Regions from separate parts of the Homo sapiens genome. Here region 1 is linked to region 2. Evidence: chromatin loops called from intact Hi-C (ENCODE). Cell type or tissue: PC-9. All regions are shown on one strand. Links, peaks and the distances in the headings refer to the core of each region. The heading gives the core; the rest is flanking DNA.

Evidence for each region. Hi-C counts contacts between places; a loop is a spot of excess contacts. Peaks named below come from ENCODE experiments on the same cell type or tissue, not always from the same donor. Only the 100,000 strongest peaks of a DNase experiment are listed, where the experiment ranks them.
Region 1: a loop joins it to region 2, with 16 times the contacts of the local background. A loop is called at or near these places in 2 of 110 quality-filtered maps.

The regions. Positions count from the first base shown.
Region 1 is chr11:25,980,397-25,983,317 of GRCh38, reverse strand. No RefSeq gene overlaps it. Among named protein-coding and RNA genes, the nearest start is that of ANO3-AS1, 310 kb to the left of the region's middle. In PC-9, for the core only: a CTCF peak has its summit at 1,143; no DNase peak of the experiment used is centred there.
Region 2 is chr11:27,157,499-27,160,419 of GRCh38, reverse strand. The region is part of intron 2 of BBOX1-AS1 (BBOX1 antisense RNA 1); the gene reads left to right. Among named protein-coding and RNA genes, the nearest start is that of BBOX1-AS1, 60 kb to the left of the region's middle. In PC-9, for the core only: a CTCF peak has its summit at 1,443 (motif pointing right); a DNase peak (open chromatin) is centred at 1,479.

The sequences.
Region 1 (2,921 bases), core at 110-2,609, 1.2 Mb after region 2:
TAATTATAACAACAGTGATATAATATGCTTGATTGATTGAGCACAGTGACAAAATCACTTCTTTAATTGCTTGCTTTCTGTGCCTCACCTTTCTTAGTACCTTTCTCATGATGTTTTTGTGAACATTCAATAAAAATAATAATTATTCATATGTTAATTCAGAGAAAATATTTTGTTTTATTTCTATCCTAAGTGTCATTCCTATTTTAGACCGGTTTTTGAAGAGTATATTTTGAAACCTGAAAATCGTTCTAAATAAGCAATCTTCAGCCCTTGTCTGAAAAGCAACAAAATATCTTATCTTCCTCTTGAAATGTATCACTTCTCATTTTAGAAAAGTCTATTTAAAAAATGCTGGTTAGATTTACTTTATTCCAGAACATTGTGTAACATAGTATTTTTTTTGAAATTTCTATGGGTTTTTAATTATCATAAGTACTTAATAAATGTTATCAAATAACTATCTCATTAAACATTTTATAGATTCTAAACTGGGAATTTCAGCATGAAGAAAAAATTTTGAACAGCATATAAAGCCATCATGGGTTAGAAATTTTGTAGCTTCTTCATTTTATCACATGTAATTACTCAGAGATAAGCCAGAAAATGCTTAAAAATAATATTTAGGACTATCAGAGCCCCTATACAATTAACGTGATAAAAGCAGAAATGGGATAGGTGAGGTCTAATGAAACCAAATCTCATCACAAAATCAACTGAGAAAGCCATTCCAGTGAGCAGAGACCATTTTATTCCCCCACCTGCAGCCAACAATCTCTTCTCATGGGTGGTCACCCTGATAAAGAATATGTGTTTTTGCAGCAGAGATCCCAATACTTGAAATGCAGTAAATAGTATTTCAGTGCCTAATTTCGAGCCGTTTGTCATAGAGCTGATAATTTCTAGAGTAATTCCCTCCCTCCTTCCTTCCCTCCCTCCCTTCCTTCTTTCCTTTTTTGCTATATTTCTTCCTTCACATATTTAATACATTACATGGAACACTGTTAAAGTCTTTCCAAAACCATAAGGCTGGTAAACAGCTTAAAGATTATCTAGCCCAAAACCGTGTCTTCCTATGAGGCGTATGAGGGTCAATTGACTTGACTGTGGAAACACTGCCACTTTGTGGCTGAAACTGAGAATGTATTTTTTTCACTTAAACATTCCTTTCACCTCATCTGTCCAGCTGTTCTGTGTCGGCACTGGTACAGCTGCGTGAAAAAAAAAAAAATGCTGGCTAGACTTGCAAACATCAAATGACCCTCAACACTGCATAATAGTCCTATTACACTTCACTGATATTGAGACTTTCCTAATCTCTAAAATGACTAGTGCATACCTGTTCATTTTTGTCAAATTTCCACTCCAGCTACCCTATTCTATGACCACCACCGTTTCAACTGACAAACTCCACTTACATTCATTATGGAAATAGAAATGATCATTTATGTACTCTTTCAAGAACGTACACAAAATTCTCCCTATTACTGCCGGTGAATTTTCTTTTCTGTAGGGTCAACCCGTGCATTCCCCAGCTTCTGATCTAGACATGATCCCTTACAATGTCATCAAGAACTTCAATCCTGAAATTATTCTGAATTACCTTAGAATATCATCTCTCCCATTTACTGGTTTATCCCTATCACACTACAAAAATTCTCCCACATAACATTTTAGAAATAAAAAGCTGATATGGTTGGGCCGGGTGAAGTGGCTCATGCCTGTATCCCCAGCACTTTGGGAGGCGGAGGTGGTGGATTGCTTGAGCTCAGGAGTTTGAGACCAGCCTGGGTAACATGGTGAGACCCTGTCTCTACCAAAAATCAAAAAAAAAAAAAAAAAAAAAAAAAAGCTGGGCATGGTGGTGCAGACCTGTGGTCCTGGCTAATTGAGATGCTGTGCTGAGAGGATAATTTGAGCTTGGGAGATGGAGGTTGCAGTGAGCCGAGATTGCACTACCACAGTCTAGCCTGGGCCACAGAGACAGACTCTGTCTCAAAACAAACAGACAAATAAGCGAAAGAAAGAAAGACATCTAGCTAGCTGATATGGTTTGGCTGTGTCCCCAACCAAATCTCGTCTCAAAATGCAATCCAAATTGTAACCCTTACATATTGAGAGAGGGACCTGGCAGAAGGTGATTGGATCATGGGACAGTTTACTCTGTGCTGTTCTTGTGATAGTGAGTGAGTTCTCAAGAGATCTGGTTGTTTGATAAGTGTCTCCTGCTTCCCCCCACCTCCACCCCGCAGCCTTGTGAAGAAGGTACTTTGTTCTCCTTTGTATTCAGCCATGATTGTAAGCTTCCTGAGGCTCCCCAGCCATGTGGAACTGAGTCAATTAAACCTCTTTCCTTTAAAAGTTACCAAGTCTCAGGTAGTATCTTTATAGCAGTGTGAAAACAGACTAATAGAAAAATAATTCAAAAAATAATTTATTTGTTCATGTCCTCTTCAAGTATCACCAGTTTGTCCATTTATCTGCTTCTTTTCATAGCAATATATATACTGTTTCATTTTCCTCTCTATCTCTCCCTTGCAGCCAAATTTTGATACTCCCATCCAGCACAACTCCACAAATTATTATTTTATTAACGTCATTAATAATTTTCATGTGGTCGAATATTAGGTTCACGTCTCTGTTCTTGTTTTTATCAACCACTCAGCAATAGAAAACACAGATGAAACAACCCTTCTTGAGATATTTTCTTGTCTTTGTTTTGTGACATTACATATGCTCGTTTTCTTTCTACTCTGATATTGCAAAAAACTCAAGAGCTGCACTCTGTTATTCTTTATTCTTCCTCTTAAGTGATCCTCTTTAGTATCACAGAGATGATTATGACAGAGGAAACGATGGGCAACTGTGTTAATATTGTGGGGCAGAAAGATTTGCTCCAAGTACTTTTTCTGAAAATTGGC
Region 2 (2,921 bases), core at 149-2,648:
TTAGAATTTCTTTCTTACCCACTATCACTCATCTACTTTCCCATGTCATGTTTTCTGATTCTGTCTTGAGGGACATAAAGATTTTCTTTAAGTGGGCTGTTTGCTCTTAGTGTGGCTGAAAGACGACATGTCTAATAAAACACATAAACGGAGAGAGATGACACAAATGAGTAACGGAAAACAGAAGGAAAAATGAACAACGATGGGGAAAACAGAGTCAGTGGCACTGAAAAATATGTGAGAGCACACACAGAAGGGACTGAAAAATGTTTAAGAGTGAAAATAAGGAAATATTAAACAAAAGAAAAAACTGCACCAGTGCTAAGAATTGTCACAGGCCTATTTTCTACAAAATAGTAAAACTGGGAATCAGGGATGTCCTTAAATCATAAAAATTGTGTAAAAAATTAAATGTAAGTGAGAGAAGAGGGTCCATATTGCTTATCAGACCTGCCAAGGGGTATGTGGCTAAAGCAGCTTTAAGATCCAGTGATAAGGTCAGGTGCGCTGGCTCACGCCTGTAATCCCAGCACTTTGGGAGGCCGAGGGGGGTGGTCACCTGAGGTCAGGAGTTTGAGACCAGCCTGGCCAACATGGTGAAATCCCGTCTCTACTAAAAGTACAGAAAATTAGCCGGGTGTGGTGGCATGTGCCTGTAATCCCAGCTATTCAGGAGGCTGAGGCAGGAGAATCACTTGAACTGAGGAGGCGAAGGTTGCAATGAGGCGAGATCATGCCATTGCACTCCAGCCTGGGAAATAAGAGTGAAACTTCGTTTCCAAAAAAAAAAAAAAAAACAAATCCAGTGATAAAATGTCAGAAGCTCACATGGAGAAGGACTTGTTCAAAGTTACAGATAGGAGCAGGAGAGCTCTGAAAATCTGACGTCACTGATTCAGTGACTATGTATGTCCCAGCTGAGATTCAGCTTGTTTTGGCCCCATTCTGCTTCCTGGTGAGACATGCTGTTCCTCCCTTGCAAGTTTGTTCATCTGCTTTTATCTCACTGTCCAGTTAACATTCATCCATTCTCCTGTTGTTCTTACTAATACTTATGATATGTCCACACCTTTACCAATTGCTATTGTCTATTCTACAGCTGAGCTCTTTCTTAGCACACTCTACACACACACAGAGACACAGACACACATAGACACACACAGTTTTGTTTCTTTGGTTGTTAGAAATCACAGTTTTCTTCTATGTGCAAAGAGATACACTGGGTATGAAAACTCCATGAATGGAGAGGGCATGACAAAATCTAGACGTTAAGAATGCTGCACTTCTTAGCAAGCAATGAAAGGACAGAATTCATGAGTTCAGGAGGGAAATTTTCCTCTGCCATGCTACATGAGGGAGCTCTAATTTTCTATTTTCATAAAGTTTGTGAAAAGAAGTAGTGTGTATTTAATAAAGGCTGCGGGTTAATTTCCAGGGCAAACCACTAGATGGAGGCCCTGCCTAAAGAACACACTTGAAGAATGAGTCACTCCGATCTGCAAGTTTCCTCTTCCAAACGTGAATTGGAAGGCCGGGAGCAGTGGCTCAGGCCTGTAATCCCAGCACTTTGGGAAGTCATAGGTGGGCAGATCATGAGGTCAGGAGATCGAAACCATCCTGGCTAACATGGTGAAACCCTATCTCTACTAAAACAAAACAAAACAAAAAACAGCAACAACAAAAAACCCAACCAAACAAAAAAACGTGAATTGGGGGCACCAGCTGAAATCCTAATTTATCCAAAAGGCTCTGTAATCTTGTCTTGTTGTAGAACACGCCTCCTTTCTAACCGCTTTGTCAATTCTCCACTTTCTTACTCATGAATTGCCCCAAAATTGGGTCATGCAATGCCCCATGGTTCCGTACACTTATACAACTAACTATAGGAATGTTTTTTACTCTTTAAAGACTTTTCCCTTCTGAATGCCAGAATGCCAACTTTGTCTTTATTCTCCATTTCATGAGCTTTAAGTGCTACCTGACCTGTGAAGAGTTTGTTGTTTCTTGAAAGGAAACCTTGACAACACAGGTAATCTCCCCAGTATGGGATTTAGAGTCTACATAGTAAATAAACAGAGACAAATCTGAAGGTAGCTAACCTCTTTTTCTGGGGGTGGAGTTAAGTTTTTCTGACTGATACAGATTACTCCATAGCTAAGGCACTTGGGACAGGCCTTATTTTTTATTGTGAGTATTATTAGAAGCAAGTGTACGTTTACTCTGCCAATAAAACTCCATTGGTTTAAACGTATTATAGCTGCATCTCATAAGCTATACACTCACAAATATTTAACATTTTCATCAAATAAATCTTCACACTTGAGATATACAAGTCAATCAACAATTCACAGAGCTTACTTTCTTTTATTTTGTGTATAAGAAAGCAAGAATGGAGATGGGCCTAGCTTCCCAACCTACATCTTTCTCTCGTGCTGGATGCTTCCAGGAATACTTGAACATCAGACTCCAAGTTCTTCAGTTTTAAGATTCGGACTGGCTCTTCTTGCTCCTCCAGCTTGCAGACAGCCTATTGTTGGAACTTGTGATCATGGCTTGGGAGCCAAGATGGCCGAATAGGAACAGCTCCAGTCTACAGCTCCCAGCATGAGCAATGCAGAAGACGGGTGATTTCTGCATTTCCAACTGAGCTTTGAAGAGAGTAGTGGTTCCCCCAGCACGCAGCTTGAGAGATGGGCAGACTGCCTCCTCAAGTGGGTCCCTGACCCCCGAGTAGCCTAACTGGGAGGCACCCCCCAGTAGGGGTGGAATGACACCTCATACGGCCGGGTACTCCTCTGAGACAAAACTTCCAGAGGAATGATCAGGCAGCAGCATTTGCGGTTCACCAATATCCGCTGTTCTGCAGCTACCGCTGCTGATACCCAGGAAAACAGGGTCTGAAGTGGACCTCCAGTAAACTC